Linked DNA regions of Mus musculus: region 2 is linked to region 1. The links are chromatin loops, found by intact Hi-C in ENCODE. Cell type or tissue: left cerebral cortex. All regions are shown on one strand. Each heading gives the region's core, and the rest is flanking DNA. Links, peaks and the distances in the headings are about the cores only. Region 1 overlaps Gria4 (glutamate receptor, ionotropic, AMPA4 (alpha 4)). Region 2 holds the start of Gria4 (glutamate receptor, ionotropic, AMPA4 (alpha 4)).

Region 1 (8,000 bases), core at 1-8,000:
TAACTATGCCACTGAAAACACAGTATGAACTTACTGGTCTTCATGCAAATGAAACAGTGCACAGTATCCTGGTAGCTCCTATCTTTTTGAAGTGATCTTCTCCTACGCATAAATTTCTCCTGTTTAACCTCCTGATGCTTTGTGTATTGACAAATATACTGAGTAAATCTTACACAACAAATGTCAAATAAGACAAATTTTCAGTAAAGAAGAAATACCACTGAGGTGCTACTCATCACCAAATAGGTCACTTTTTTTTTTTATGATATAGGAGGTTTTGCTGTGAAGTGTTACAGTAGTGTTAACCTGGCTGCCATTTTATTTAACATAATCCTTGTACAATAAGATAACATGATGTAGATACTTGATGTTGCTTGACAGTATTTTTAAATAACTATGGAAAGTTATTTACTGTGATCAAATAATACAAATGTACCTGAATGTACTCTACTGCAATTGCAGAATATTTTATTTCTTTGCATTTATTTATAAAATGCTATATTTTGACACATAGGTCACTTACCTAATGGTAAGTTTTACAAATACCACACTGATTGTAAAAAGACCGTTTGTGCTTTTGCTGATCTTGATGCACTTTATAAGATCTTAAACATAGAAAATTTTCAACAAAGGATATGAAATTAAAATATTAGACAGCTTTTCAAGATGGCATGCAAAATATTATTTATAGAAGTGAATTATTGCTATCTATGTGACATTCATCCAAAAAAGTAGCATTCACTTTTGGATAACAATATTAAATTGCATATTTTTAAGAAAGTGGCGATATAACTCACAATCACATGTAGAAACTGTATAGCTTGACTTATGCTTTCAAATTTATATAGCAAGTAAGTTATTCCAAAGTCTCAAAGGCAGCATTTTCTCTTTGTGCAAATACATTCTCACACCTATTTTGGCAAATAAAAAATGCACATGTACCGAAGGGAACGTAAATAATGAGCGTATTAAAGTGAAACAGAATAATAAAGACTTAAAGCTTGAGCGAGGTTCTGAGACCGCAAGTATGTGTCCTTCCTGCTGCTTAAAAAGATGGCATTGATTTCTAGGATTAATGGGTCTTTTCAATGGATAGCATGTCTTGACATTTAACCAGAATGTTCTTCTAGGTTTTTTGTCTTATTTCACTAGCAGCATAATTTATAAATATGAACAATCTGACAGTGAAATGCTGCCTTTGAAGTTCAATTTTTTGGTTAGTGTGAACCTTGCAGCATAATCTAAATGGATAAATATATAAATTTTATCAAAATATATGTTTCTCTATGTCTTATAAAAGCCATGTCATCCAGAAAATAGTAACATTGACACTTTGTCTTGTCATGAGACCTGACAGCCACATAGTGCTTCAACAAATAAGGCAGCAACATGAAAAGAGTTTAGTCAAGCTGCAGGTCGATGTGAGGGAGCAGGGAGATGAGCCAATGTGTGCTCCATGTTTATAATTTTGCAACATTCAGTTAATCAAAGAAGAGTTTTGGAATTACCTTTATATTGTCACAAATAAAAAGAGAAAAATAGATGGCAACTGCCATTCCTTGAAGCCTTCATAGTCAAATAATAGATTTGTAGATATCAATAAATAAATAAAAGGAATCTTGCTTCAGTTACCAACAGAACACAAGTCCAGGGATAGAAGAAGTTAAATATGAATTCTTACAGAATGATAGCTCACAAGAATTAGAGAGATAGCTCAGTGGATAAAGTGTTTGAGAACATGAAATCCTGAGTTTAAATCCTTGGCACCACATAAAAGCCAGGCATCGCAACTCTGTGACATGGCACCTGTGACCCAAGTGCCTAGAGTGATGGATCCACCCACAGAGGTCTAGACCCAGCCAGTCTAGAAGAAATGGCAAACTGCAGATTCAATGAGATATCTTGGCTCAAACCTTAGATTAAGGGTGATTTTTAAAGATATTTAATAACCTCTGGCCTCAACAGTCTCATGCAAAGTGAAAAATGAGTGTACACACACACACAGAGAAAGAAGAAGGAAAGGAAAAAGAAAGAAGGAAGAAGGGAGGGAGGGAAGGAGGTAGAAGACTGAGGGGCTAGGAGCACTTGGTGTTATTGAGCGTTTTATTACCACCACCCACTTCTGGCTACTAAGAATTAAGTGACAAAGCAGAAATCTGATGTTGTCTTTTAGCCTTTGGGGCCTACCACATGCATATATGCACATACATCACCCAAACAGACACATAATCACAAAAGTAGAAGACGAAATGAAACGAAAGAGCTTCTACATTCATTCAACAGGAAATAAGAAAGCCCTAGGTTGATATCATCCTGAGTGAGGTAACCCAATCCCAAAAGAACACACATGAAATGCACTCACTGATAAGTGGATATTAGCCCAGAAGTTCAGAATACCCAAGATACAATTCACTGACCACATGAAGCTCAAGGAGAAGGAAGATCACAGTGTGGATACGTCAGTCCTTCTTAGAAGGGGAAACAAAATACCCATTGGAGGAAATGCAGAGATAAAGTTTGGGGCAAAAACTGAAGGAAAGGCCATCCAGTGACTGTCCCACCTGGGGATCCATCCCATATACAGTTACCAAACCCAGACACTATTGTGGATGCCAACAAATGCTTACTGACAGGAGTCTGATATAGCTGTCTCCTGAGAGGCTCTGCCAGTGCCTGACAAATACAGAAGTTGATGCTCATAGCCATCCATTGGACTGAACACAGGGTCCCCAATTGAGGAGCTAGAGAAAGTACTCAAGGAGCTGAAGGGGTTTGCAGCCCCATAGAGGAACAACAATATGAACCAACCAGTACCCCCAGGGCTCCCAGGGACTAAACCAACAACCAATTGGTACACATGAAGGGACCTATGTCTCTAGCCACATATGTAGCAGAGGTTGGCTGTGGGACATCAATGAGAGAAGAGGCCCTTGGTCTTGTGAAGTCTCTATGCCCCAGTGTAGGGGAATTCCAGAATAGGGAAGCAGGAGTGGGTGGGTTAGTGGTTAAGGGGAGGGGAATATGTTTTTGGAGGGAAAATGATGAAATAGGATAAAATTTGCCATGTAAATAAAGAAAACATCTATGAGAGAGAGAGAGAGAGAGAGAGAGAAAGAGAGGGAGAGAGAGAGAAAGAAAGAGAGAGAAAGAGAAAGAAAGAAAGAAAGAAAGAAAGAAAGAAAGAAAGAAAGAAAGAAAGAAAGAAAGAAAGAAAAGAAAAGAAAGCCCTAGGTTCCAGGTTGGTGGGAAAACGGCAATGTCAGATGAGATATGAAAAGGTAATAACAGGTATGAACTACAAAGAAAAGACTGGATATGTATGGAGCAACACATATCCAGAATAAGCATAATGTAATTAGCATGCCCTCTTTCTTCTTTGGGAATTTTTTTATTTAAATAAAAATGAAGTCTGACTGCCATGGTATGCATTTGGCAGGAAATCAGGCAGTTTATATTTTAGATATGAGCTCATCATCGGGTCCATCTGTTGACATTGTCTGTACATCATAATGTTTGGAGCTCTGAGACACAGAAAATATAACCTCAAAATGAAACTCCCTAAATCTGAAACTCCAAATAATTGCTCTCTTATCTTATAAGCCTGGTGTGTTCACTTTCAAATTTCCCTTTGAATCCTGCCAGCTAGCCTAACTGCAATACCTATTGAGGGAGAAACCAGAGACAGCAACTACAGAATAAGATTACACTGCTGTTAAACTCTTCAGGAGGCTATTTTGTTTATGCCAAGCTAGAAAGTTAAAAAAAAAAAAAAATGAGTGGCTCTGGTCCTAACCAATTTTTATCTAAGGGATGTTTTTTATACATTCAGAGAATCTTTTCCTCCTAATCTTTCAAGCTATAACTAAAAATTGAGGTCTCAGGAAGCAGGCATGAAAATAATATGAAGCTGAAATCTCCTTCCACTTGTGGAGAGATTTGGCAAACAACAGGCAGAGACCACAGCCTTTTCCCCCAAGAAGTTCTGTCTTCACCTAACCAGCACTTAGTCTGCCAAAATTTTATGATTTTTCAAGGATACTGTAGTTGCACTCTCACATTGAATTATTTTCTTGTTTACTTGCTTCATGTGTATAAATGTCCTAGCATGCCTATGGATGTCACAGGACAATTTGGAGTACTCCATTCTATTCTTCCACCATGTAAACTGGGAACTGAACTCCGTACACCCAGCTTTGGTGGCAACTGCCTTTTCTTGTTGAGTCACTTCATCAGCCTGCCCAGAAATCATTTTGTTTTGTTTATGTAGAGTTTTTGTGACAAGATCTTGTGTAGGTCAGACTGGCCATAAACTCCTTCCTTATGCAGCTGAAGCTGACCTTGAGCTCCTATGTCTGCCTCTCAACTGGTACAAATACAAGCATGTGGCACGTGCATTTCCTATTGTTCTTTGAAAAGTTTGGTCACATGTATTTGAATGTCTATCTCCTCTAAGAGTTGATAATTTACCTCATATCAAGCCTACACACTTCATCTGCCAGAACAATTGGAACATAATAAATAATGTTATCACTGTATACATCTGCCTATATCATCAAATGGAGCTCTGACAATAATACATCCTCAATAATACCATAGTACGGGTGTTTTGTTTTGCTTTGATTTGTTGGGATTTTTTGTGCATCTTTTCTCTATAGTCAAACCAATAACGCTGTTCGTACCCTGTTCAAAACAAACTCTTTCTAGAGTGTAAAATAACAAAAGGGGTCATGAAATTGATATTGACCACAGGTAGTGATGCAGTGGAGTTTTGTTAATCTCATCAAGAGTATATCTAGACCAAAGGAATATTCTCCAGTAGAGGGAGTTTTGAGATTTTAAAGAAGATATACTGTGACAGCTTCATCCAATAAGTAGCTTAAAAGAATCTGTTGCCTGAATAAAGAAAAAAAGGGGAGGGGGAAGGGTTTCACAAAAAAATGACTCACATTTTCAAGATTCAAAATGATCTGTGTTTTAAATATGAAAAATATTGATATGGATCCAGTCTATAACAAAAGTCCAAAGGAATATCTTTACATATGTTGAAAGAGTATTTTTATTAACTTTTTTTTCTCTCTAATAGGGTATTCAATACTTCAAGCTATAATGGAAAAAGCAGGACAGAATGGATGGCATGTCAGTGCGATATGTGTGGAAAATTTTAACGATGTCAGCTACAGGCAACTACTAGAAGAGCTTGACAGAAGACAAGAGAAGAAATTTGTAATAGATTGTGAGATAGAAAGGCTTCAAAACATATTAGAACAAGTAAGTTCTGGGCTTCATCTTATTACTAAGGTGTGCGTTAGATAAAAATGTTGACATATTCCAGTTCTGTCTCCATACTGTCTTCCAGTTCAGAATATGAGAATTAGGAATTTTCCATGATTTATCTCCAGAAAAAAAAAATGACAGTTCTTTACTGTAAAAAGTGTCCTTTAGTCCTTAGGTACAGTTGAAGATAGGAATACAACTTTTCCATCCTGTAAAGATATAAGCAGTAGAAGAGCATTTGCTTAGTCACCAGGAATTCTGAGCCTTTATTAATATGAATCTTGAAGATTACTGCTATGAAACTATTAAAGCATTTGAAAGGTCCTTTTTATATTCTAAACAACTAGTTGCATGAAAATTATCAACATAAACTAGCAAAGCAATGAAATAAATGATGATTGGCTAGAACATTCTGTAATGTGCTGTTTCTACCAGATGTTTTAAGTAAATACTACTTGTTACCCATAAAGATGATTTTTCAACTTCCTTTTAGAAGGGGACTCTTTGAATAAAGATTTCAATAAATAACTGTTGATGAGCTTTGAAGAGGGTAGGAAAAGATAAAACTGAGCTTTTCCATTGTATTAAGTGGTAGGAAAACATTATGTAGTTATAAATTGCATTTGCTCCTCTGCCTTGAACACAATGATAAAGGCTTCCACCAAAATTAGAGTGCCTGGGTGCCATCTAGTGGTTCTTAGGAAGTTTGTTCATACTTACCCACAATAATTCAGAGTTAATCAGTTAGGTATAGTTTAACTGCAGAATTACACAATTGGATTTGGAATAGAAAACCTATCAGTTTGGAGTTCATTTACAATACTCATCTTTTTTTTTGTTTTTGTTTTTTTGTTTTTCGAGACAGGGTTTATCTGTGTAGCCCTGGCTGTCCTGGAACTCACTCTGTAGACCAGGCTAGCCTTGAGCTCAGAAATCTGCCTGCCTCTGCCTCCCAAGTGCCGGAATTAAAGGCGTGTGTCACCACCGCCCGGCTATAATACTCATCTTAATATCCAAAATATATCTGAGATTCTACCATAACTCCTACAAGCTCTGGATTGCGTATCACTGTATATATTAGAATTTTAAAAATTTTATCATAAAATTAATTTTGCATTTTTAAGATATGAAATAGCATTGCACTATAAGAGCAATTAGTAAAGTATCTATCCCTTATTATCCTGTTATAAAAGAAATTAATAATACTTCACTAAAAACAGAATCTCTGCTACTTTGGTAAACTATGAATACTAAGTGTACACAGATCAGGTAAATCAGCCTTGATGTCAGGTAAGGAGCCTTGATGGAATTCCAAGGAAACCTCTCCTTTAATATGCAGAGCAGTGACTCCAAATCCAATTTTACTCTCTCCCTTCCATGCTTGCTGCCCCAGTAGTGAGACTTTGCAGTTGTTTAACCTGAATAATTTTTGCAAATCACTGAGGATGAGTCCCCTGCAGAGCAGCCAAACATCTGCCAAGATTGCCAAATTCCTGTCAGAGGCTGGATGTCATCTGTGATGACATTCACTTAGCTCCTGTGCTCTAAAGACCCAGACTTTCGAGAGAAGTTGGTCCTCAAAGCACACTTTCCGAGGCTTACCTGGTTTCTGAGGAGGAACTTGGTATACCTGGGTGCTGAGGGTAAACGCTAAGCCTTAAATGACTGTGAAGGGTTGGTCTTTCCTGCTCCTCTCCGCCATTTTCTCCTTCTCCTCTTCCTCCTCTTCCTTCACCTTCTCCTTTTTCTTTTTCTCCTCCTCATTCTACCCTGTTTTTCTGTTAACACTTTAAAGAAGTTAAAATTTTGAGTGTCTACGATACCTATTCCTTTTTGGTAAACTCTACCTAATTTCATTACTATTAGGGCTACCTACATAGGATTGTAAAGAGCAATCCTTTAATTCAAGAAGACATTTCATAAAGTATAATAAACCCCACTGTGCTGTAAGGAGATAATGACTTCTTGGTTATATAATCATGGTTCCTTCCTCCTACAAGCTGTGTCTGATTAGAAACATGATTATTTCTTATCTTTATTCCATAGCTCCAAAGAAAGTCGCGTGTAACATTTGTTGGTTTGATTCTGTGTTTTATGGTGCTGCAGGTTGAACCCAGAACCTCCATGGATGTGTTTTGCAGGCTCTCTGTCAATGAGCTACATCTTCAGCTCTGGATTTCATTCTTGATTCTATTCTATCAGAGGAACTAATCCAAATGATTCTGAGAGTGTATGCAATGGCTCACCTTTCAACAAAAATCCATATTCATTAATTAAACAAAGAATAGAAAACATTTCATAGACTAAACTAAAGCATTATTTAAAGAATAGTCACCAGAGATTGAATAGATCTTTGTAAGTAAAAGGAAGAGATTAGGGCAGATTTGATAAGGGGTACAAAAAATCACTCCCAACCAGAGGAATAACGGCTAGATTTCCATCACACAGAAAGGTGACTAGAGTTGATTGTATTGTATTGTATTGTATTGTATTGTATGTTTTGAAATAGCTAGGAGATTACAATAGTCTATATTGTTTGGGAGTCTCTTGAACTCATGGCTGCTACTAGGGTTTCAATTAGATGATCTATGGTTCATGAGGAAAATATTTTTTTTCCCAAATGGTATAGCCTCATAAAGATATATATATATGATAGATAGATAGATAACAGATATGTGTGCATTTGCATGTTTGTGTGTTTATGTATGTGTTTACATATACATATA
Region 2 (15,960 bases), core at 7,961-15,960, 250 kb before region 1:
GAGGCAAAAAGATTGAAAGAGCCAGCAGGGATGAGAACACCAAGGAAACAGGGTTTTCCGTACACAAGAAGACATAGGCACATATGGATTCTCAAAGACTGTGCCAGATAGGGTCCCAGCACTTAGAGAAGTAAAAATGTTCACTAACCCAGAAACTGCTTCCAACTAATAGCCACTTGCAAATGGAAATCAGCTCTCTTCAATGAAGACTTGCAGCAGTTACAAAGTACTCTTAAGGGTAGGCCTTGTGCCTAGCTGTAAATGGGTCCTCTGTGTATATATTATGGCTTCCAGCTTTGTCTTTTGTGGAATCCTGTGTGTATGAACATGTGTGTCTCTGCATCTACATATATATCTTGTGCTTTCTCTTTGGCTCATTCTTTTTCTGGGTTTGTTTGTTCTTGTTTTGTCTTTTTTTTTTTTATTTTATAACAATAAAATTCTTCTGATGCCTCTTTGTTTTCCAATGAGAGACAGAAAGAACATGAAATCCAATGGGAGGAAAGATGGGAGTAATCTCAGAAGAGTTGGGGAAGACAAACCATGATCAGAATATATTTGACAAAAACTATCTATTTTTCATAAAATAAAGAAAAAACATGGAACACATTCTAGAGCTCTAAAAATGCAGCTGAATAAAGAGCACGGGACATGTGTGCAGGCCAGATTCTCTGAGTGAGCTCTAGATGCTCTCCAATCCCTAGGTCCCTTTCTATAGGATTCCTCTCATGCTCACAGAGGGAAGCAATGAAAACACAAAGGAAAAAACTATAAAATTCAAAATACTGACCTCAAATTATTTTAACCTTAGTGCTCTCAATAATTGTAAACAAGCAAATAATTATATTTTCATCGAAAAATCATATATAAAAGTGAGATACACAACTTCATGAAAAATTGTATGGTGTGGGCAAATCCTTTTCATTTCATTGAAATGTCAGTGAATCACCATTCCAGGCTGCTAAACTGTGTTGCCATGTGAGTCCATCTTGTTTGGGTATTGATCAAGTTTTATCTGTTTTAGAGAATTTAGCATAAATATCTACATTAGATATTTATAGTGTGTGTGTGTGTGTGTGTGTGTGTGAGAGAGAGAGAGAGAGAGAGAATCAGTAGAGTAGTGAAGATTTAGTTAGCAATAGTAGCTGCTAACTTCAAATTGCCATAGAAGAAATTAACAGATATCACTTCAAGAAATTAGATCTTTAGGCTGGGATAAAACAAGGAGGATTTGAATGAGAAGCCTTACTGACAACTGTCATTTTCTTCACTGATGCCCAAATTTCTACATTCTGTGGTTTAGATTTGACTATTTCCTAATTATTCTCTGCTTTGTGGGGGTCTCCAGAGAATTCTTGAATAATTAAAAAGCATTTATCTCCTCAGTGGCTGAGTTCTGGTCTCTGTGGGACTGTAACAGCTTAATGAATAGATCATCGTGTTCATGTAAAGGTGTCAGATTTTAAGATGGAATGGCATACATTGACACCATGGATACTGTCATTTGGTAAATTACTTTAAATCATTTTATATTGCAGTGGTTTTAGCCTAGTGTCACTTGTGATAGCAGGGGCACAAATCTAACACAGAACTGAACTGGTGTCATGCTAATAAATCCTCCCTGGTATGCACATAAACTATCAGTTAACTCTTTTAAACTACATAATAAAAACAGAGTATTTAAGGAGGGTATATTGCTCATAGGATTATCATTTGATCTGTTATTTACTTATGTATGAATATTCACAAAAATAATTTTTGTACTTCCATTATGTTTCTTATTTTTTTTTCTGTATTTTTGTTTGAAGTATGTCAGTGTTTGTGTATTTTTTGCCTATAATTGTTATTTCCTTTACCTTAAGGTCTTAAAAATAATATCAGTATTTTTTAATCCTATTCATAAAATACTGACCTCTGTCCTTGTGAGGACAGGTGGGAAACGGAGCTCCTGGACTCTTTATCCAATCCTCGGTGGGATCCACTAGATTGGCCTCTAGCTTTTGTCATGAAGATGTGAGGGAGCTATAGTATTTTTCTGCTCTGTGAATACAATGAATAAAATATTCATTGCTTTGCATGGTACTAAAGAGAACAGCAAAAATGCCCCGGTGTGTGGCTGCCTGCTTTTGTAACCAACTGCACCATATACATTGCACGGTGGATCAGGGGGCTGTGGGATTTGATGCCCCATAAGTCTTGACATTCAGCCCAACTTACTGAATACAGAGAACCAGAGACCTGAATGTCCAGCTGGGCTTCTTCATAAGACCTAATCAGATAGGCATCGTTAGGTTTTAGTTTGCAATATGCAGACCACATTGTTCATTTCCAGCTGACAGCCTTCACGCCAGCTTCACAGGCTGTGAATGACCCCCCTAGAATGTGTGTGACGCTTGTAAATCAAGGATCATCTTATGTTTATGCATAATACAACAGACTTTGCTTGTGGCTTAGTAGTTAAAATGATTCCCGTTTTTCCAGAAAACATGAAGTGAGTTTCCAGAATACACATTAACAGCTCATGGGCTACCATAGCTCAGAATCCAGGAGATATGTCAACCTCTTGTGACCTATTCCAACACCTGAACATGTGTAAAATATACTCACGTGCATATATATGAATATATCTTTAAGAAAACAGAGAAAAACGATTAAATCCAAACTGCATGTCTACTGCTATGACATTTTAAAGATGTCAGCAAAGGAAGATGAATTATTTAATAACTCTGGAAATATGTGAATGATTATCAGATAAATGAGTGACACTTTTATTACCAATGTCTATGAACAAAGTTTTTCATTAAAGAGAATCAACTGTGTGCTATATATATATTATAGAAATTAAGTAAATTTTACAAACAGGACTTTAATTCTAGACTGATCCAAATGCATTGAATAGAAAGAAGGCTATGAAAACTTTATACCTACGGCAAGGTACTTAAAACAGTAGGCAAGCTTTTGTAAGTACAGTATTCTAAATATGCTAATATGTCATTAAAATATAAAGTGATATGCAAAATAATTTTATTTTATATGCATTCAGTAGTAGGCACATAGATGCAATTGTTTCATTATTTTAAATTGTATAAGACAATTTAAAAAGATGTGTTTTTATTTCTGTATATATGTGTATCTCTGAGAGAAGTCAGTGAACATGATTACAGTACTCATGGAAGCCAGAAGCCATATTCTCCTGGAGTGGAAGTTACATGACATTTTGAGTCAACTGACTTGGATGCTAAAAACTAAACTTTTTTACTGAGAAGAATACCTTCTTTAAATTGCTACCACATCTTTCCAGCTCCCTGTAGGTGGCATGTTATCCTTAGACACATTTTGGAAAACACAACTCTTGTTACAGAAAGGAAAAAAAAAATCATTCTGAAAATTAGTTCTTGTCACTTGTCCATCGTTATATGGCCTTGACACTGAAAAACACATGTCTCATACGAAGCAGAGCCACACACTTCAGAAATGAAAGCAAATAATATTCAAAAGATCATATTTTCTTCTAGAATTGAGACAAGGAATACTTATGTCAATGTAAGAATAACTGAATAGCAATTTTAACATATAAACATTGGATAAATGATCAAGGTTATTGGATAAACACAATACCGAAAACTTTTGTTGAGTGCTTTGGCTTTAATGGGCATTAAAACCAACACTGAAGCAAATTAAAATTATTATATATATTTATATATGTTATTGGGCTATATTAGTAAAGTAGCACAGTTCTCTGTCTTATGTCGCATGTCAAATTATGTTGTAATTTTTAAATCATGTTTTTAATTTTTATAATTCCATCATTTCACCATTACCTTTCTTCCCTCTAAGTTCATCCATAACCCTTCTTTCCTTTTTTAAACTTTGTTTTATTGAATACCATGATTCCAACTATTATTGCCAATTTACTTTCTTCCTTATAAGTTGGCCTCTATTCTTTAACCAATGAAAATCCTGCAGGCTTTTAAAATCAAGTTCAAATTTTAACTTGGCCATTCCTATCCTATTCTGCACTAGACATTAGGATGAGACACTGTTATTGAGGTAGGAGTAGACTCATGGTAAATATCCCAAACTCCCTGCATTGAAAGATATAGAATTGAGCTTTTGCCATTAATTTTTGTGCTTAGCTACATTAATTCACACACACACATTTGCAATTCTTTTAGTATTAGAAGATAATTCCCTAGTAAAACTTTTTATTTCCTCATAATGTGATGATTCAGAGAAAATAATCTAAAATGCATAGTGAATGAATAAGCCAGTAAGAGAAAGATTGCTAGCTTCTCTTCCATGACTTCCTTCACTTACAATGGCTCTGGAGAGTAATGAGAACAGTGAAACCAGAGAAATAATCTTTTTCGGAGTAATGAAGATTCTGTGTTCCAGGAAAGTGGATAATTTATCCACATTAAAGTGACACATGATGTCAATTGGTTTCACAAAAAGACCATGTAAGGTAGACAGGTGTCAAAATATTAGTCAAGTAACTGCTAAAGTCCAAGATCAGTGTACTGACTTCAAGCAAGATTGGCTTCCAAATACAAAGGTGTAACTCTGCCCTCTGTGAGGTGGTAAGGTATAGTTCTTATTGCTTGAGAGTACTTCCAGAAAAAATGATGAAAATCGAGAAGTATTAGCTCAGTAGGAGGAAACATATTTAAACATATGAAAACAACACTCCTGACAAGAAAAGGCTTTGCTAACAAATGCACAAATAATTTATTAAATTACTGATATTCATCTCGAAATGCAATCCCCACTTTCAGAGTTAAATACAATAATATCATACATTTACAGAGCTCTGAAAGTCAATGTTTTCCTAGAAGACAGATAAGTAACCATAATAGATCAGAAGTTGGAAAAAATTGCCTACTAATTTTCTTCCTTGGAAAACCTTAAATTTGTTTAATATCATGAGTAAATACATTTTGATAAATTATCTGAATGATGGAGAGTAAATGAGTGATATTGAGTATTGAAATACTGGAGTTCACTTGGAGATGCAAGTAAGAAATCACTTTCAGCACTTTTAGCTTAAACCACATGCATGTAATAAAGAATTATAAGCATATTATATTCATATGATGTAATAGATATATAGATGCAATAGATATATAGATCATTTGCCACATACATAAACAAATACTGTGAGCAAATCAATGACAGCATGTGAGTGTGTGTTTGTATATGTATGTGTGTATATATGTATACATAATATAATTTTCTAATAAGATTAAACAGGATTTCTAGGAAAACAAATAAATAATTATATTACCAGGGCAGATAACATATATGATAACCCTCTGGTATCTTGTAGTGACATTAATATGATTGTTTTTATTTTTAACTTATAAAATGAAATAGAGACATAACATCAATTCCTAGTGTCTAAAACTAGTGATCATTCCATTGTATATAGAGACACTTTTCTATCTTTGGATATTTGTGTGGGTATACCACTATACTGATAGATGTACCATATCATAATATAATATTTTCTTATTTTATATTCTTGTTTCTATGACAAAAGATTCAACAAAAACAATTTAAGGGAGAAATGATTTATTTGAATTACAGTTCAAGGTACAGTCATTGGGCATACAAGTCAAAGCAACAGATTCTTGAAGCATCTGGTCACGGTGCATCTACAAATCCAGAAACAGAGGGAGATAAAGGCTTACATGTTGCTGCTCACTCTCATTTCTCCATTTGTACATCTAACATCTTGCCCAAGGAAGAGTCCTGCCAAGAATTAAGATGCGTTGTTCCACATCGATTAATATAACCAAGATAAATTCCCACAAGCATACCCAATCTCCCAGGTGACTAGATCTTGTCAAACTAACAATTAACACTGACTGTCACCAATACTCTCAACAATCAATGGGCTTATAGATTGTTCTGTGTTTTGTTGAGACCAAAAGTGCCTCAGATATTTCTAATTTGTGTAGTATATCTTTAGATATAAAAGCTTTAAAGGCAGTGTTTAGGGTTAAAGAGTTATGTTTTACTCAAACACTAGATTCTCACCTAGAGTATCAAAATTTCTAATTTATTTTCTATGCCCCCAGCCTCATTATGTAACTTTACCACATGTACATAAAGTTTTTTAGTCTAAAGAAAAAGTATCGTCTTTATTAGCTCGTTTGTGCCTTCTCCATACATCCCCATCTAGTAGATGCAGACAAAAGGGCTGAGAAAGTTTACATCCACTTGGTTTGTTGCTTTCTGGCTTCACTTTCAGCACTTCTCATTAAGTAAGTTGAATTTTCAGTGTTCAAAAAGGCTTATGTTCATTCATGTTCAACATGTGACTAATCCCTACTTGACTGTCTTTGCAAATCAATAGAAAACCAAATTCTCTTGCTCTGTGAAGTCTAAACCATCTTCAAGTCTTAAATTGCTCACTTTTCACTTTGGGGCTCTCTCAAAGCCTTGGCCACATTTTTTTCAGGCATACTTTAATGACAACCATTGCCTACTTTATGTCAAAACTGTAGGGAAAATTTAAAGATATTGTTAGAACAAAAAATCCAGTAACAAAACAATGCTAAAATTGTCAGGAACCTGGAAGTCTCATATCTGAAGTCCAGCAAGTATTACTACTGCACAACCCTGAAGCCCTTGTGGCAGGCCACACTACTTTTTCTAAATAACATGGATTCTTCATTTATTTTCAACTTCCAGATACCTTGTTGTATCATAAACTTATTGGTCCCATAGGTTTTAACAAAGACATTACAGTTTCTTACAGCAAACACCTGATAATCAATATAATTCCTAGAAAGGACTCATAACCATTGCAGGTCCTCTAATAACAGTGGAGAAGGTGTTGGTGCTGTTCCCCATTGTGCCACAATACTCAGATGCCCTAGTTAAAACTAGTATGTATGTATATGTATATGTATGTGCATGTGTATGTGTATATGTATATACACATATACACACACACATATATATATATATTTATATATGTACATCATATGTATATATACATATGATATACTTATATAAGAAGAAGAGTTTAGAGTAGTCAAATAAAGTGGGTGGGCTAATTAGTTAGAAAATGAAAATAAAAAGCATTATTATGTGTGAAGAATGCAGATACAGTCTACATTCTTACCATTCTATGTAACAGCTCTATAAGACAAATAACGCAAGCCTGTCCTACATCCACTCGGTGGATACATAATTCGGTGCTGCTGCTAGAACTCGTGAAAAGTGGATAATCACCTTTGCCCATCAGCAAGGATCAAAACTTACTCAAGTAGAAGTTAAACTGTTTAGTATGTTTGAAATTTTAATTTAATTTAAATGCAATATAAATTTTGTGTAGCTTATTTTATTATCTTTTATAACAGAAGCGCAATGCTATTATTTGCAGCCTTAGTTTTCACAAAACAGAAAAGATAAAAAAGAAAACATTTCAAATCCCTGTTTTTGTGCAAAAGTAATGCCTCATAAACCAAAATGACAATGCATGATTTGTGTAATCCAATTACTTAGAATTTGTACAATAACAATCTGTGCTGAGATGTAACAGGGATGTTGATGTAACATTCTTTGAAGAGATGGGATTTTAAAAGCAAACTAAGGATTGAGGAAGCAGAAGAACATTCTGGATTTTTAGCGAAGGGTTTAAAATACATTCTCCAAACTACAAAATAGGTCACTCGTCACATGTAATAAAAAGACATGAATGATATTTCTAGTTGCTTGAGGAATCTCCACTGTGTTTACTGCAATGATCACACTGGATCTTATCCCACCAACAAGCTTTCTTTTTTGATTACATGCATGTGAATTCAAAATCATCAAAGCAAATTTAAAATGTTTTCAAAACAAAACAAAAATGAGAAATACTGATGTGATGAATATATAAATTAGTTATTTGGTACCCCAGCTAATATTAATAAATCATAATATCACTAGGAACCCAACAAATATATATGCCTGGATATAATCCATTTTTTTTTTTTATTAAATGAAACAAGAAGGGGGAAGGCAACCTGAAGAGATAAAGGTAACACGTATTTCAAGAAGGATTTTACCAGGTAAATTCTTGCTGCAATTTGATATACGTCATCAGCTTCCCCTTTACACATTTTATCAGACACACTCAGGCACTTGCTTTATTCTTTTAAAAATGTGATAAGAGGTGCTATTCCATTTTCACTAACTTCTTTTTGTTTGTTTATGAGAGTGTAATTGAATTACTACAATTCTCCCTTTCATTGCCTCCCTCCAAATCCTCCCATACTCTAAACCCCTCCCTACTCATCTTAAAATCTATGGCCTCTTTTTCAATTGTTCATGTGATAATATATATCACATGAATATATATATATATATTCATATATATATATATTCATTCTAAATATAAACTTGCTAAGTCCATGAAATATTACTTGTATGTGAGTGAACTGTTTGCCCAAGGACTACCAATTGGTTTGTTATTCTGTGGAAGACAATCTCCCCCACTCCCAGTTCTCCTCAGTTGTCTATAGTTTTTGAGTAGGGTTGAGTTCTCCTAGGCTTCCCTCCTGGACTTTAAACTATATCATTGAAGACCTAGGTTACTGTCATTTCTCCTTAGGACATATTATTTTGTATTGGGATATTAGAAAGCTATCTTCCATATTGTCTACAGGTACTGCAATCACCTCCTTTGGAGGTGTCCCAGCCTCTTCCCATAAAACGACAGCGAGTGAAATGACAGCTTTAAAGGTGACTCTGTGAACAAAGTGACAATATTCCTAAAATCCTAGCTTAATTCCTTTCTACTTTCTTATACAAACTCAAACTAACTTGCTGACTTCATCTGCAAAAGCCATGCCTTCTTGGAGGTGACTGTAAGTAGAATGAGTTTTCCAAACCCCAAGCAAAGGAGATGTGTATGGAGAACACATACACAACAACACACACAATACACTCACCACGACACACACACACACACACACACACACACACACACACAAAATGCAGGAAAGCATCCTTTTGGGTAAATCACTGAATAGAAATGAACTGCAGCCTTTAAGTAGTTTTCTTAATTTATACTTCTCAATGTTAATTCCTAATTCTGCCTAGTGCCCTTTAAAGAACATACTAGAGGTCTCTGAGTGTGTCTTGCTAACCACCACCACCCCTCTGGTCTCCTCTTCCTCCCTTGCCCACCCCCTCACACACACCTCCCTTTTCTATCCTGTAAACTTCTCTGACTTTCACTACCCTTACCTCCTACCTCCTCCAATTCTTCCCTTCTAGACCCCAGCCTCATCACCTCGGGGCTGCCTTGTCCCCCTCCTCGCTCCTCTCCTTCTCTGAGTACCTTTACCGCATCCATCCGCATCAAGGGCTTTGCAGATTCCCCTGGTTGTTTGCTGGTGAGAAATCTTTGCTGCAGTTGCAGCAAGGAAGTCTCCCCTCGCGTGCGCGCGCTCGCTCGCTCGCGCGGGCGCGCAACCCAATAGCAGAAGCGGACTAGGCTGGGCAAGGCTGAGAGGAAAGGGCTGGGAGCCGGGAGGCAGCTTGTCCTCCCGCGAGCCTGCAAGGATGCTGCAGGGGACTGAGACCATGGGGAGGTGCTAACTTCCTCTCCAACCCCCCAGCCCGGGATCCGGGCTGGCATACCCGGCCCCCCGGGGTAGTTTCCTGCCAAGCTCAACCAAGAATCCAAAGGCGACTTGGAGGGCATAAAAAGAAAAACACTGGTTCTGAAGAGGGGCCCCCACCTCCAGAGCCGGTTCCTCGGCAAACGCGCGGAAGGTAGGAGGAAGGGGATCAGATACTGGAGACTGTACGCCAAAACCCCAGCCTGAAGACTCGCTCCAGAGCCTCCCTGAAGACCTGGGCGATCTGGTGAGTACAGGCTGGGGGAAAGGGAATGGGAGGCGAGGAGCAAGGGGCAAGGGGTGAGGGGCCGTGGTGGGAGTGCGCGCTCCGGTACCGAGGCACTGGAGGCGCTCAGGGATGCTGTAGCCCGGGCGGGGGTCGGCTGTGAGCTGCAGAGCGCGTGTGGCGCCCGCAACCGTGTGGATGTGAGCAAGGGAGCGCAAGGGAGCCACAGACAGAGCGCATGTCTCATCTCTGTGAGCAGAGCAGCAGCTAGACTGGCCACCACCATCTTCTGCATGAACATTATCAGCAGGACAGAAAACCTCCCCCAGGGCTATGGAGACTGCGGGAAACATCTGGCAGCTGGGGATGGATTGTTGAGGGAAAGCTGTCATAACCTAAAAGCACCCAAACCTTTTCTTCTCTCTCTCTCTCTCTCTCTCTCTCTCTCTCTCTCTCTCTCTCTCTCTCTCTCTCTCTCTCTCTCTCTCTCTTTGAATTTTAGCGCCATCATCTTCAATGCCTCTCTGAAAATCATTTAGCAAGAGTGAGAGAAAGAGAGGAGAGCGCGCACCAGGGAGAGGAGCAAAGAAGATGAGGATTATTTGCAGGCAGATTGTCTTGTTGTTTTCTGGATTTTGGGGACTCGCCATGGGAGCCTTTCCGAGCAGCGTTCAAATAGGTAAGAAGAACTGGGGAAGAGGTGCATGTAGCTGATGTGAGGTAAATGAGTTGCAGATAAGGAATTCTATGGAGGAGCTTTCCCTTTTCAAACAGACCTTCTGGGTGCAAGTTCAGGCTAGCACACCCAACCCTGATTCAAGTTCCTTCTTGCTCTACAGTAGGTTAAAGTAGGAATGAAAGAAGTTGAGGAAGGAGAAAACAATAAACAAACAAACAATCAAACCTTCATGGACTTTGATTGCATTTTATACTCGTTTTCTTTTAATCTCGTTTTCGTAGAACAAGAGGAAATGCCGAGTTTTATTTTGTGTTCGTTTTTGTTTGTTTGTTTGTTTTTTTTAACCCACTTTTTGCTATTCTGCAAGCTGCAGCATTCTCGCTGTTACAGAAGGAGATGGGGGGAAAGGCATTTTTTGCCCTCACTTCTTTCCTTGTTGCCTTGCCAGTTGGCAGATTCAAATGTTAGACCCTTTTCGAGGAACCTTCGTTGGTTTTATTTTGCTTTTGACTTAAGCTTCTGTTCTGTATCTCCCCACCCTCGTTTCTCGCGACCCTCCCTTCCTCCACCATGATTGCCATTCTCCTCTCCTGTCTGTTGATGGGACTCGGCTATTGAATTTCTTCCAGCCCAGCCCAGCCCAACCTCAAACACTGCATCATTTGTGTGTGTGTGTGTGTGTGTGTGTGTGTGTGTGTGTGTGTGTGTGTGTGTGTGTGTACTGTGCACAAAACCGAACTAATTGGACCGGGTACACAAAATCGGGGGCCAAGCTAAGTTCTCTTCCCTTCTAAACCTTCTAAACCTGCTCTCGTGTGCGCCTTCATGTACCTTCGTTCAGGTCCTGTATTGTAATGGAAATCTCTTCTCTATCCATCTGCATATTCCCTGCTAGAGAAAGATGTCCTGAACTGGACTGGCTGATACAATGATGTGATGGGAGAATCCTAAAGAGGGCAAGGGAAAGAAAGCAAGATACACAAAATTGTCTCAGAGGTCATTGTGATCACGACAGATTGAAGCAAGAAAAAGCTGAAATGCCTTAAAGACTAAAACATTAAGCATGCATTGCAGGGACAAAAGGCAGCCCCTATGATATGGCAAAGAGCTCCTTAATTGTGTGTGCTTGCGGTTGGAGATATGTTTGACAGTCATGGAACTAGGTGTAACATTTAAAACAGGAATCATTGAGTGAGTATTTCCTGCTGTCTTTCATAGGTGGTCTCTTTATCCGAAACACAGACCAGGAATACACTGCTTTTCGGCTAGCTATCTTTCTTCATAACACCAGCCCCAATGCATCTGAAGCCCCTTTCAATTTGGTACCTCATGTGGACAACATTGAGACTGCCAACAGTTTTGCTGTGACAAATGCATGTAAGTATAATATAAGTTGCGGCTAAATTAGAACTAAAATGAGCTAGTGGGATTTCTTTGTTAAGAATTTTCTGGAAAAAATCCAGATTCTAACAGTGATGTTAGAATAAAAAAATCATAGTTTAAAAGGTTTAGTCTCCTTCCTTTCTTTGCTTCCTTCCACCCTTCCTTGCCTCCTCCCTTTCTCCTGTATCCTTTTTTCCCTTTCTGCCTTTTAATTTTCCTGCATGGATCACATAAACTGAATTCTCTTGTAATGTTTAGTATTGTTCCTGTCTTCCGAATACTAGTGAAAACTGTACTCAGTTTAGTGTTTTATTTCATCCTTTTGGGTTCTTCTTGATTTTTACTGAAGTAAGTGCCTGCCTTCCTTTTAAAGAAGACACATGCTCTTCCCAGTAGTAAAAGCCATGAGAGGATGCAAGAGAACAAGTGATGTGGAAAATGCATTTAAGTCAGTCAGTAGATACTACATAAGATCCAGTGATGTCATTGGAGGCTGCTCTGCCCTTATGTTGGAGGTTGTAAATGTCTCTTGCTGTTTTAATGGATATCTTTTCATGGAACTCCATGAATCCCTACCCTATTGCCCATCATTTTAGTCTCTGATCTACTTGGATTCTAAAACCAATCCAGCTGAATCTCCCACATAATGAAACTAAATGGGTGACCCCATAGAATGCCACCTGGAATATGTACCCTGTCAAGATGCTATGGAACTTGATGTGGCTAAAAAAGCTAACTAATCGCATTAATATAAACCACTAAGATGTAAGCCATCACTGACTCTGCTCTGCTTTGGGTTCTTGAAGTGGGGGATGTTTCAGATGCTTCCTCACTTTGCTGTGCATATCTACTTGGTTTAAACATGTCTCTGGATTGTCTAAAAACATATAGAAGTGGTTCTACATAAAATAGTATGTGCTTTGTTTCTCTTGCACCAAGTTTGAAAATCTTTTAATTAAAAATTGTCAGGTCAAAAAAATAAACTGAAAAAAGAAAGAAGTACAACAGAAAATAGATTTAAGTGAAAAAAGTTATCTATTTTATGAACTGCAGTGTTTGTGCACATATTTACTTGACATTAGATCATTTACTGGATAAGAGAATGAGTCTTTATTTGGCAGCTCTGTTTAATACTACATTTTAGAACTCAATTTTCTGAAGCTGTGGAAGCTTTGGACAATTTTGTAAAATGTTCTAGCTTTGTTTTGTTTTGTTTTGTTTTGTTTTATTGTTAAAACTCTTATACTTACTATAAGTTCCACTTGGTAATTACTGCCTGTTTGTTTTACTTGGTGATAAAACTAATATTAAAGAAAAGGGGAGGTTATTTTAAATAAAAACGCGTGCAAATTATAGCTAGGTTTGTGGATAGTTATCTATAAATTTTATGAGTTACTTTCAGCATATGCTAAGTACTAAATGAGATATCAACATTTCACACAATTCTACTTGAAGAATTCTCTTTAAGGGGTGTTATTTATTTATTTATTTATTCATTTATTCAATGTATTCTTATTTTATATTTACCTCATGACTCTCCTAAGATTTTCTCAAAACCTTACCAGCTTGGAAACTAATTTATTGTCCAGATATATTTGGGATAGATTGTCCGCCATTAATTACATTTGCATAGTATCATTTAATTTTGAATGAGTTTCCAAAATGCTGTAGTACACTGTGATTTGTTTTCACAAATTAATATCTCACGAGCCAGAATGGCTGCATAATGACATTCAGCTTTGAAAACTCTAAAGTGCTAACTCTCTCCAGACTGTCAGTTATCCTCACAGCATTATTTTAACTAGAAGTATTTTAGTTATGTAACAAAATATGCATGAATGAAATGATAGTGCCAAAGCAATGGTAAACTGAGAATGTGGCAGCTGGCTACATGATAATAAAACTTTAAAAGTATAAGCTATAGAGGATGTTGCTCCCACAAGTAAAGACTGAGGGGACTAAAACAAGTAACTTTAAATATATCCAAGTTTCACACAGTGTTGGCAATTTAATGTTTTTCACATTCATATACAATTGATTCTCTGTAGATGTTTAAAAGCAAATAGTAAATAAGCAAAAATGATTTCTAGTGAAAAAAAGAATATTTTTTTCTTGATAAATGACTATAGCAAATGCCCTTTAGATAAATCCTAACTGCATTTGGTTGCAGGCAGTAGAGAATGTGAATCAGGTGGTTGGTGTTTATTGAATAGAGTGTTCCAAAGCACATACACATATGATTCCATAGTAATTAAGGTAAACCCTAAGCTGCAACTATATATCAACCTAATCTGTCAAATTTTGCCTTTTATTACCAAATGGTAAAAATAGACCTTGAAGTTTAGTAATTTAGAAAATTAACATGAGTTGTGTTTTTTTTTTTTCCTTTGTAATGGCAGAGACTGATTTTTAAACTTGTTATTTGGAATGAATACAAATAATATTTCTTACACTCTATTATTTTAATTGTGATATACTGATACTGAATCTTTATCAGCTTGGGTTTCTTCTTTGTATGACTAAGGAACATTAGTCAGGGTACATTTAATTTCTTTTATGGTAACTATTCTCACACAAAAACAGACTTAAGAATAAAATGCATTGGTTGCATGTTAAAAAGATATAATCTAATGCTGGTTATCAGGACCAAAATTAAGTTTGTCTTTTAAAAAGGCTGTTTAGCTCTCAACTACTAAATGTATAGAGTACACCAGCTTGTAAAACTGGACATGATTAACTCAAATGGAGTAATTTGGTGGGTATAAGTATCATATTGCTGGAGGAAGCAGTAATTTTATTGTTAGCCATAATTTATCTTCAGCAGTATTTAAATTAAATTTTTGCTTTCCATTCTTAAGTATTTATATTGATAGAGAGTAAAAGTATTTATATTGATAGATAGTCAAATTCCACTGAATATTATAAAGGAAATTAGATTTACAGATAATAAAATTATAACCAATTTCAATAACAGAAGTGTAATAAGTAGCACTTTGACTCAAACATTTAGTGTCATTGGATATGTACACTATTCCACTATTGTGATCCATAAGAGCATGCAAGATGATGAAAGCAGATATTCCAGACTTATGCAATCAATATTCTCTGTGTTTCTTAATTACAATCTTTTAATAAATGTATTTTGTATAAGTATCAATATAGCTCTATCTGTAAAAAAATTGATAATGTTGATAATGTTCTTACAAAACATTTGATACAACTCACAACAGCCTAACTTTGCAGATATATTTTCACTACTTAAAAAATATTAGTTTGGAGAATAGATTTGTTAAATTTTACCAAAACTAGTAAACAAACTACTAAACTTTGTCTATCACCAAGATTTTTAAAATACAGAAATATTTGAGACGTTGTATTATGAATTTAAATTATCTATAGAAACAACATCCCGTGATCAATCAGCCTCGGTGGCATTATCTACCTACATTCTGTGCGTGGACTGATGCTTTAAGTTAAGAATAGACATTGGGAATCATATGATAAACCTGATACATAGCCAAGACACCAAAGAAAGTTAAAGAGTTCTAGACTGATTCTATCTTTGACAGTCTGTGGAGAGGACTACCTGATTGTTGGTACTTTTGTTTACCTAGTTTCTAATGGTGTCTTATTTTTTCCTATTTCTCTGCCTAGACAGTCTGCTCAATTGTTTACCAGATGCTGATAGAGAAGTTACAAACATTGAATAACTGTATATTACACTATAATAACTATGAAGAAAATAGTTTGGTTTTGAAATAGGATAACACTCTTGTAGCACATATTAACCTATAATTCATGATCCTACTGTCTCAGCCCTCCTAAGTGCTGACATTAGAAGTGTATGCCACCATGCCTGATACCATTCATATCTTTTTTCCTTTTTCTTTCATTTTCTCTCCTTTTTTTTTTTTTTTTTTTTTTTGGCAGGGTTTCTCTGTGTGGTCCTGCCTGTCCTGCAACTCGTTCTGTTGATCAGGCTGGCCTCGAACTCACAGAAACCAATCTGCTTATGTCTATTCTTTTATCAAAGGTAAATCAAACTTTTTTGT

The links. Peaks named below come from ENCODE experiments on the same cell type or tissue, not always from the same donor. Only the 100,000 strongest peaks of a DNase experiment are listed, where the experiment ranks them.
Region 2: a loop joins it to region 1, with 7 times the contacts of the local background. A loop is called at or near these places in 5 of 42 quality-filtered maps.

What each region holds. Positions count from the first base shown.
Region 1 is chr9:4,534,903-4,542,902 of GRCm38, reverse strand. It overlaps Gria4 (glutamate receptor, ionotropic, AMPA4 (alpha 4)), which reads left to right. Exons shown (of 17, transcript NM_019691.5): 5 at 5,084-5,268. Among named protein-coding and RNA genes, the nearest start is that of Gm46101, 24 kb to the right of the region's middle. In left cerebral cortex, for the core only: CTCF peaks have their summits at 4,819 (motif pointing right) and 5,971 (motif pointing left); DNase peaks (open chromatin) are centred at 3,493 and 5,937; H3K27ac peaks cover 279 bases.
Region 2 is chr9:4,789,752-4,805,711 of GRCm38, reverse strand. It overlaps Gria4 (glutamate receptor, ionotropic, AMPA4 (alpha 4)), which reads left to right and starts at 9,478. Exons shown (of 17, transcript NM_019691.5): 1 at 9,478-9,867; 2 at 10,349-10,525; 3 at 11,744-11,902. The coding sequence starts at 10,438. It overlaps Gm46100 (predicted gene, 46100), which reads right to left and starts at 9,408. Exons shown (of 2, transcript NR_165471.1): 1 at 9,338-9,408; 2 at 5,555-5,751. In left cerebral cortex, for the core only: no CTCF peak of the experiment used is centred there; DNase peaks (open chromatin) are centred at 10,448, 11,149, 11,491, 12,425 and 2 more places; H3K4me3 peaks cover 4,382 bases; H3K27ac peaks cover 2,327 bases.